Linked DNA regions of Homo sapiens: region 1 is linked to region 2. A link is a contact called in ENCODE Hi-C or POLR2A ChIA-PET data. All regions are on one chromosome and are shown on one strand. Each heading gives the region's core, a stretch centred on a gene start or an enhancer-like site at or near the end of the contact. The rest is flanking DNA. Distances are from core to core; before and after follow the strand shown.

The links. A loop is a pair of places that touch in the nucleus more often than their neighbours do. ChIA-PET counts read pairs that join two places held with the same protein, here RNA polymerase II (POLR2A). Pooled maps may share reads with other maps.
Region 1: a map of B cell shows a loop between it and region 2 (2.3-fold over the local background). The contact joins the promoter of PIM1 here to the enhancer-like site in region 2. A Hi-C loop is called at or near these places in 1 of 168 maps with a recorded cell type or tissue (B cell), 4 of 37 single-sample maps with no recorded cell type and 10 of 50 pooled maps. POLR2A ChIA-PET finds 5 or more read pairs at or near these places in 3 of 52 experiments (GM12878, RWPE1 and activated T-cell).

The regions. Positions count from the first base shown.
Region 1 is chr6:37,166,879-37,171,876 of GRCh38, reverse strand. It overlaps PIM1 (Pim-1 proto-oncogene, serine/threonine kinase), which reads right to left and starts at 1,725. Exons shown (of 6, transcript NM_002648.4): 1 at 1,220-1,725; 2 at 998-1,104; 3 at 846-896; 4 at 386-752. The coding sequence starts at 1,301. RefSeq lists silencers at 897-1,216, 1,477-2,256 and an enhancer at 1,882-2,480.
Region 2 is chr6:36,688,750-36,693,780 of GRCh38, reverse strand. No RefSeq gene overlaps it. Among named protein-coding and RNA genes, the nearest start is that of RAB44, 6.6 kb to the left of the region's middle. Within about 2 kb of position 1,385, at least 8 of the 41 ENCODE cell types and tissues checked have a DNase peak (open chromatin) inside an H3K27ac peak, as active enhancers do; they include B cell, where a contact is called at or near this core.

The DNA.
Region 1 (4,998 bases), core at 476-2,975, 480 kb before region 2:
AATAAAACAAAAATTACAAAACCGGCATCAATTTCCACCTCTTCCCCCGCCCCCATCCTTTTACTGGCGGGGAAACTGGGTCAGACTTTAGAAAAATCTGGGCTACCGCCGGTTGCCCACAACCTCTTATTCATCGGGAAAGCCTGGAACTAACTGAATTCCACTTGAAGAATAAAATCATGCCAGAAACATTACAGGTTCAGCTGGCTGAAAATCCCCGGCTTTACTACGCTGGGAGGCTCTCCTGCGTCCCACCCCGGCTAGCATCGAGCCAGGCGGCCCAATGACCTTTACAAAAGGCTGGCGCGGGAGACTGGCCGAGGCCTCCGGACTGGGCCGGGCCGGGCCGAGTCACCTGGGCAGCTCCCTCCCGGGCCTGGCTCACCATCGAAGTCCGTGTAGACGGTGTCCTTGAGCAGCGCCCCCGACCCGAAGTCGATGAGCTTGAGCTCGCCGCGATTGAGGTCGATAAGGATGTTTTCGTCCTTGATGTCGCGGTGGAGCACCCCGCAGTTGTGGCAGTGCCGCACGGCCTCCAGCACCTGCCAGAAGAAGCTGCGGGCCAGCTCCTCTTGCAGGGCTCCCCTTTCCGTGATGAAGTCGAAGAGATCTTGCACCGGCTCGGGCCTCTCCAGGATCAGGACGAAACTGTCGGGCCTCTCGAACCAGTCCAGGAGCCTAATGACGCCGGAGAAACCCGAGCTCACCTTCTTCAGCAGGACCACTTCCATGGGCACTCGAGTGCCATTAGGCTGCAGGGGCGAGGGGGCCGCGTTAGGGCGGGAGTCGGGGGCGCCCCTCACCCCACCCACTCATCCTGGGGGTCGCTCCTGCAGGGCACTCACCAGCTCTCCCCAGTCGGAAATCCGGTCCTTCTCCACGTGTTTGATGGCCACCTGGAAGCCCAGGGTCTCCGTCAGGTTCCCTCGTCCGGGCTAAAGCACGCCCGTGCGCCCCCCGCCCGGCGCGCCCTCCCCACCGCGGGGCGCCCACTCACCGGCAAGTTGTCGGAGACGCGGATGCCTGAGTAGACCGAGCCGAAGCCGCCGCTGCCCAGTAGCGGGCCCACCTGGTACTGCGACTCCAGGGGCTCCTTCTCCTTGCCTAGGAAAGGGGGAAGCACGGGGACTCAGTGCCGGCCCGCGAGCCGCCAGCTCCCCACCCAGGAGATCCCGCCGCCGCCCCGCATCCCCGGGCCGGAGGCGGGGGGTGCTCTCACCGGGCGCCAGCTTGGTGGCGTGCAGGTCGTTGCAGGGCGCGGCGCGCAGGTGGGCAAGCGAGTTGATTTTGGACAAGAGCATCCCAACCTCCAGGATGTCGGCGCAGGGACGGTGCCCAGAGGAGCTGCCGCAGGAGCCGGAGCCGGGGCTGTGCCGAAGGCTATGCCTGGGGCTGTGGCTGTGGCTGTGGCTGCGGGTGGCGTTGCGGCTGTGGCTGCGGCTGGCGCGGAAGGCCGAGGGCGAGTCGGAGGACAACTGAGGGCGCTGCCGGGACTGGCGGCGGGAGGGCGCGCCAGCGGGGTCGGGCAGCGCTGAGAACGGCGGGGTGAGCGGCTCGTGGGGCTCGTGCGGCAGCGCCGCGGGGCAGGAGGCTAGTGGTTGCTGCTGCTGCTGCTGCTGCTGCTGCTGCCGGTCCCGCCGCCGCCGCTGCCACCGACTCCTCTCGGGCCTCCTCAGCCACCGCGGCCGCTGCAGCAGACGCCCGGCTCGCCCCGCAGCCAGGAGTAAAGGGGAGGAGCGCGCCGGCGGGGAGGGCGCGCGGGGAGGGCGCGGCGGGCGGGGACGGGGCGGGGCCTCTCCGGGAGGCCAAGGCGGGGAGCAGGGCTGCCGGGCCGGCCGAGGGAGGAGAGGGGGTGGGGAAGCGGCGGGACTGGGCGACTCCCCTCGGCCCCCGCCCCGCGCGCTCTGTGGCCGCGCCCCGGCCCCGCCCCTGCCAGCGCTACTCCAGCCAACCAGAGGCCGATTGATCTGCATAACTCGGCGCGCCCCGCCCCCGCCCCGCCCAGCTCTCGCGGTCAGAATGGTCTCTACGCCGCCACGACGTGGCGGGAAGGAAAAGGCGCCAAAATGGAGGGGGAGGGGCGCGGGGCGTGAGGGGAGGCGGGAGCTGGGTGTAGGGCCGCGAGGGAGGAAGGATGGGGAGGGGCGTATCGATTCAAACCCAAACAATAACAAAGCCATCAAAGGCCGCCCGAGGCCGGCTCTGCGGCTCTCCGTTTCGCTGAGGGTTTTGGGTCAAGGGCTCGAGCCGGAGCATAACAAGTTGCGCGGAGACGACGGGCGTTAGTGTGTCAGGCGGGGAGGCCGGCGCGCCGGGTGTCGGACTGTGTGTGGGGATGCCGACGAGGGTGGTCTTTCTGTGTGACTCAGACCCGAGACCTCCAAGTCGGCTGGGGCGGGCTGACGTCGCGCTGTAGGCTGGGGGCGGATTCTGGGGGTTTGTGTGTTGGGGGGCGCGTCGGGGGCGAAGGATCCGCAGGACATGAGTCACGGAGGGAGTGGAGGAGTCAGGCCTGGAACAGAACTGGAGGCGGGAGCCCCGCTCCTGCGGGAAAGGGATGCAGCCCTCAGTCGTTCCGGCCGGCTAAAAGCTCAGCCACGGGATTCCCATTTTAGAAATGCAAAAGCACCAGCGAATCCTGATTTCTGGGAAGGGATGTGTGTCAAAGGGCCGGGTAAAGAGGAAATCACGAAGCAAATGTTAGTGTTGTGATGCCAGATGCTGCCTCAGCCCCTTCTGTGAGGGCGGAAAATTCCTCATCTAAAACGAGGGTGGGAGGGTGCGCTTGATTTAACCAGTTTTCACGTTGTAGTCACCTTTTCATCAGCCTGTTATTACCAGGCAGGCAATACCAGCAATTATTGGCCAACCCCAAGTCTTGTCTCAAAGGAAACCCCCCACCCTCTGCCTCCCTTGGAAATAACCCGGAACACTGACCAATTCCACTTGCATCCTTTGTCCTTTTAAACTTCATGTAGAGTTGATAACGACGTGTGAAATGAGTAAATTAAAATACTATATAATCCATAAATTGAATTGTCAGTGGCCTAAGTAATTGAAAGCTAACTACATTCTATTTTAATTTTTTGAAGTGCCTGCCATTTAAAGGAAAAATCAGGATCCCTATAGCTGTCATTAGTGAATTTAAATGTTTCCTTTGAAAGTTTTCTACAGTGCTTGCTTTATAAAAGTGCCCAGATCCTCCACAACTTTTATGAATTTATCCTACAAAATATTACATATTTTCCTTTTGTTTGTGTACTGTGGCCGAACTCATTCATTTTTTATGACTAGGAGAAAACCCAAGGGAACAAGAATTACTCCCTTTTTGCAGATAGGAAAATGAAACATAAATAGGATGGCACAGGGTCATACAGCAGCTAAGAGAGGAGATGAAATGACCCAAATTCACCTCCTGAGTATTCAAAGCTTTCCGCTTATCAGGGTCTAAAACTGTCCTTGGCACCGAACAAGACATCATTAAACATATGTGATTCCCACTTCCATCCCTTCTACCCTCCCTTTCCTTTCTCAAACCCTCAAATGTAGTCAAACAGAACTATTCCCACTTGTTCCCACTCGCCTAGCACTTTACAGACCCTTTGCCTTTGCGGAAGCAATCAACCTGTCCTGGGAGAGCCCTCTCTACCTCTCCACTTTTATTCAAAGCCTTTCCACTCTTTAGGAAACAATTGTAGTTCTACCACAGATTGATGAACAAACTCAGAGCATTGGTTCACTGTCCACTAATCTGACAGTTGGGATTTGTTTTTTTAAATCCTTTTTGTTCATTTACTTTTCCATTATACTTTGTCTTCCTATTCCTTGAATGCCCTTTTTTTTTTTTTTTTTGAGACGGAATCTCGCCCTGTTACCCAGGCTAGAGTGCAATGGCACTATCTCGGCTCACTGCAACCTCCATCTCCCGGGTTCAAACAATTGGTTCTCCTGCCTCAGCCTCCCAAGTAGCTGGGATTACAAGCGCCCGCCACCATGCCCAGCTAATTTTTGTATTTTTAGTAGAGACGGAGTTTCACCATGTTGGCCAGGCTGGTCTCGAACTCCTGACCTTATGATCCGCCTGCCTCGGCCTCCCAAAGTGCTGGGATTACAGGTGTGAACCACCATGCCCAGCCTCCTTGGATTACAGGTGTGAGCCACCATGCCCAGCCTCCCTGAATGCATACTTTATCCAACATTTGTTGATAAAAGAGAAGACTATAATGGATTCTAACAAAAAGGCCATAATTAAAGTCAATTTATACCAAATTTAAATGAATTAAGTGGGCTTCGGGAACATAAAAGTTGGGAGCAAGGGCTTTAAACTAAGTTAGCCTGGTTTCAATTCCGGGATCTGGCAGCTACTAGTTAGGCATTGGTCAAGTTACTTAACCTTATTAAGCTTTAGACAGAATGGAGATAATAACAGCATCTACCTCATAGGGTTGTTGTAAGGAGCAAATAAAACTCTTGTTTGTAAAGCATATAACCCAGTACAGAGTAAACTTCTAATAAATATTAGCAATGATGATGGCAATAATGTTGATCGTGGTTATGATGATGATGTTTTTTAAAACGGCCTTTTTTTTTTTTTTTTTTTTTTTGAGACGGAGTCTCGCTCTGTCTCCCAGGCTGGAGTACAGTGGCGCAATCTTGGCTCACTGCAAGCTCTGCCTCCCAGGTTCACGCCATTCTCCTGCCTCAGCCTCCCGAGTAGCTGGGACTACAGGCGCCTGCCACCACGCCTGGCTAATTTTTTATATTTTTAGTAGAGACGGGGTTTCACCGTGTTAGCCATGGTGGTCCCGATCTCCTGACCTTGTGATCCACCTGCCTTGGCCTCCCAGAGTGCTGGGATTACAGGCGTGAGCCACCGCGCCCAGCCCAAACGGTCTTACACCTAGAAGGTACCAAAGGTAAACTACTGGATTAATAGTTCGATTTTTAACCATTTGGGGAGAGATGTGATTTAAAATAGTTGTTTCTAGTAGATCTTTT
Region 2 (5,031 bases), core at 136-2,635:
CAAAGTAGACTGAAGGGCTAGAATGGTGGTGTGAGGTGTATTTTAGATGAGGTGCTCAGGGGAGGCCTGAGGAGGTGATGTTGGAAAGGACATGTGAGAAAGAAGATCTGGAAGAAGAGGTTCGAGGGGGAGGGAACGGTGAGTGCCGAGGCCCCGAGGCAGGAGCACGCTTTGTGTGCAAGAGAAACAACGAGGAGAGCTCCATGGTGGGAGCACGCGGGAGAGGGAAGGATGGGCGGAGATGGAGACAGAGGAAACAGGCAGGACCCGGAGACCATATGGGCCCATTTGGAGGGCGACATGAACCGACTTAGGTTTGAAAGGGATCCCCCCGCTGCTTTCATTCTGGAGAAGAGGCTGTACTAGGCAAAAGCAGCAGCAGGGAGACCCATGAGGAGTTAACATAATCCAGACAAGAGGCAGTGGCTTGGCCGCGGAGGGCAGTGGTGGAGGTGATGAAAGGTGGCTGGACTCGGGATATGTACTGAAAATAGGGCCAGCGGGGCTTGCTGCTCTATCTGGGCAAATGCAACAAGTCCAGGACCTTCTTTGCAGCAAAGGACTCTCTCCACTCCTCTGAGAACAGAGTGGGGTTGGATTTTTAAGGCCCAGCCCTCAGGATCTCAAGGCATCCTCAGTTTATTTGCCCCCCAACCCTCACCGGCCCTGCTCCCCACCATGGAAATAAAAGGGACATGGGGAAGGCAAGAGTGGTCACACCCTCGCGGGTGGAGCCGGAGTGCCAAGGAGTCCTGCGGGTGCTGAGAGCTCAGCCTGGCCTTGTCCTTGGCACCAGCCCCAGGGAAAAAACCTGCCAGGACACACCAAGCGCTAGGAGAAAAATTAGATCCAGGCACGTTTGGAAACGATGGAGCTAACTGAAAAATACGATGTTGCTGAACTTAAAAACACTGTGCTCGGAACTAGGTTTTGCAAAAATAGAATCAATGGACAAGGATCAAGGGCAGTGAAACTGTTTTACAATTAGGAAAGTTTTCACACTCACTAATTTTTAATTCCTTACAGATGCTTGAAAGCTCTTCACAGCTTGTTAAATCCTGAAGCAACAAACTCTCCATTCTAGGGCCCTGCAGTGTGAGCTGATGTGCAAGCTAGGACCTGAGCCTCCCTGCCTCCAGCTACTGACTCCAAAATAGCTCAAGGAGCTTAGGCAGGTGGGCAATCCCACAGAAAACCAGGGTCAGGGAGCTTGCTTCAAAGCTGCATTTGGGTAGCATTTTACATAAGATTGAGAAAACCTAAGTTACATCAAAGACTGAGGAGGTGCACAGAAAGAGGTGGGTCCCTGCAAGCCTCCTCTTAGAATTGTCACGGCAGCAGTGGCCCTGGGTGAGGCACTTCCCCTTTCTGGTGTATTGAGCAGGCAGTGTGATCTGGAGTCATCAGCGTGGACATCCTGGCCCCTCACCACTTCCTAGGGGCGTGAGCTCAGGCACTATCTGGCCCATATCTGTGTTCACCTAAACCTTTGGTAGATAGTTCCTGGCAGGCTAATGATTTCCCACCTCAAATGTCTTCATCCCTCTGGTTTTCTTCACCATTACAGGAATTTCTTCCACCCCATGAGGAGCAATCTGGACTAGGCCCTAGAGGCAGCCCTATCAGTGATGGACAGTGTCCTTAGATAAGTAGCCTAGATAGCCAGGTGAGTACTCCAGAGAGAAAATTGTAGGGTGTGTTCCACACGGTTTCCTTGAGGCTCCCTAGCAGGTTTAAGCCCCAGTTGCACACAGTGGAACTTGTTCACTGACACCTTTATTGGCCTTCTCCTTTTCTTTCTCACATTCTCTACTTTCCTGCTGTGCCTCCAGGGACTACCTCCCAGGCATTCCACCTGCACACAAGTCCTTGTCTCAAGTTGTTTGGGGAGTGGGGGTTGGGGGTGACTAAGACAGTTACCAGAAATGGCAGAAGCAGGATGGGCTTCTGAAAACAGATCCCTCACCAGTGAAGTGACAACGCGGACCCAAATGCTGGTAGTGAGTAAGGTGGTGATAACTCTTGGCAGACTACAGCATCACAGTGTCCACAATGTGTGTAGTGGATTGGGATGAGGCACAGGTAAAATTTCAGGGGCAACACTGACTTACACTGTAAGTCTAATACTTGAAAGATACAGGGCAATAGTAATGATAAGGATTATGGGGTTGGTTGGCTTTTGTTAATTGCCCTAGAAACCTTGAAGAAAACTCAGGGTATGTTGTGAAGACAGAACTCCATAACAGCATTCTAAATGACACTTATCTCTCATGGCCCAAGAGTAGGCTGTGCTGAAAATCAGGCCCAGGATCTGATTGTAAAAGGGGTGAAGCTTCAAGAGAGACTAAAGGCACAGCCTCAGCAGACCTACTACCCTAGGGTCAGAATTCTGATAGGGAAAGAATGGGGCATTAGGACCTGAATGGAGATATTTGGATAGACGCACTTGAGAAGCTTGTACCCTCAGCTTCCTTGAGCCTTCTAGGCCTGCAGAAGGGCTCCTTCCGTTACTAGAGAACAATCACCCATAACCTGAAGACCACACTAATGACTCACCTGAGGTGGATGTCTCACAAGGTGATGCTTATCTTCCTAAAGATCCTTCCCTCCTTTCCTCACTGCCTCTAGACCAGGGTCAAAAAACATTTTCTTAAAGGGCAAGAGAGTAAATATTTTAGATATGCAGGCCATGTGGTCTCTGTTGCAACTATTCGATTCTACTTTTGCACTTAAAACGACAGTGCAAAAACAACCATGGGCAACAGGTAAACAAATAAGTGTGCGTGCATTCCAATAAAACTTTCTATACAAAAACAGGCAGCTGGTGCATGGAACTATGGTTTGCCTACCCCTGCTCTAGACCAGTAATTAGGGTCAGGTCTTACCATTGCCCAAGCAGGAAAGTATATAGTCCCCATTGCTGGAGGAAATAGCTTATTCACAAAAAAAAGCTACAGGTCTGGCTGACAAATATTAGTAGGAACAGGAAAACACATATAGGAGGAGATCTTGAGGATGTGGGACTGGGGCTGGGAGGAGCTGAGGAATACAAAGCTAGATAAAGAGGGTTTTATGGAGGGACCCTTCCTTTGACTCAGAATTTAACATCCTGGCGAGACCACTGGAACTGGTCTTAACACACTGCTGAATTGGTCCTTAAGGTTTAGACACAGTGATGGCTGACAGTGAGGTGGCAATGCTGAAACAGCCTTGGAAGAGTACTAATGACGGATTAGAAGGCTCAGAGACGAGGGCCCAAAAGGCCTTCCCTTTGCAAAGCAATAAAGAAGTGCCTAGTGAAAGGAGCTCAGTGCTGGGTGTCCTCCATAGCCCAGGTTGACAGAGGAGATACTCCCATGGAATGCCATGGCCACTGTCGATGGAGACATTAAGGTTCTGGAAGAGCAGAGACCACATAGGGCCACTTAATCATCAGAGGCAAGGTGGACACAATTATAATGACAGGCAGCAAGGCCTGAATGTTAACCAGGGGTCTTTGGTCTGCAGGGCTCTGCAGCAGTGGTGTCCTTAGGGCAAGAGAGGTGAGCATTTAATGAGAGTCTTGCTTGACTTAACCACAAAAGATCAAGGTGAGTGAGCAGAGGCTGATGTCAGCTGCCGAGACAGAAAATCGCAATCTCTTACCTAGTTTCCAGCTTTGAGCCAGTTCTGACCCAGGACGCACTGATGGAAGAGAAAGATCCGTAATGCCACTATAAACATATAAAATAAACGTTTCCTTGATTCTTCCCGAAAGCACCCTCTGGCTATTTACCGGAATAGCTGTACAGTGTGGAACTGGGAATAACCAGATCATTTGAGGTCTGTTAGATAAAGGGTTTGAGCTTTCACTGCTTCTAGATGACCCAAAACACCATTATAGCCTCCTTTCAGAGAGGGGGACATAGAAGGCCAGATGGTAATAGAGTCCTAGCCAAGCTCATCTCCCAGTGAGTCTGTGGACCTACTCTATGGTTATTTCCTAGCCCTTGAGTACAAATTGGGATGCATAGCTTCACAGATAGTAGAACTCTCACATTCTGCCACATTCTCACGTTCTCTGTCATCTGTAGAATAAGAGCCATTATAGAAAGAAAGACCAAGTAGAAGTCTCTAAAATTATCCCGCTGGTCAAGGTAGTAAATCAGAAGCAATAGCATATCCCAGGTGGGTAGAAATTAGTGATTCCCTCAGAGACTTAAAGGATACTGAGGTGGTCCCTATAGTATCTCCATAGGATCCACCACATACTGCCCCTGTAAAAACCCACTGAAGCATGGTGATTGATGATTATCCACGGGGCAGCCCTAATCACAGCCATGATCAGATACCGTATCCTTACTAGAATAGTCTACACAGCCTCTGATGGTAAGAAGCCAATACTATGACAAGTGTGTTCTTTTCAATCCGTATCAGGAAAGGGGATCAAAAGTGGTTCACATCCACTTTCCCTACAACAATTTAGAGATCTATCAAATCATTAAAGTTTTAAGTGGTCAAATAAACTGGGGCATGCTGGGTCATTCCCTCTGTGGTAAAGGACAACTTAGTATATCTTGCACCTCTTACCATTTTTTTTTCTTTTTTTTAAATTATACTTTAAGTTCTAGGGTACATGAGCACAATGTGCAGGTTTGATACATAGGTATACATGTGCCATGTTGGTTTGCTGCACCCATCAACTCATCATTTACATTAGGTATTTCTCCTAATGCTATCCCTCCCCCAGGCCCCCACCCCCCTCTTACCACTTTTTAATTTGGGTTTCAGAGGCAGTGTACTAAAGATCACTCCAGCCCATTTATTGGATGATTTAGTAAGCTGCCATGTTTAAGCAGCGGCCGGAGCAAGAGAGGGCTCTGAAACAGGTGCAGGCTATGGGACAAGCACTTGGGTCACACGCCCCAGTGTATTCCCTGGTCCTGGACTTTTATCTGTGGATAAGTAGACAGTTGTGAAGTCCCTGGAAGTCCCCTCTGGCGGGGAGAGTCTCGTTTCAGAACTCTATGATTCTAGTAGAAAGCTCTGCCC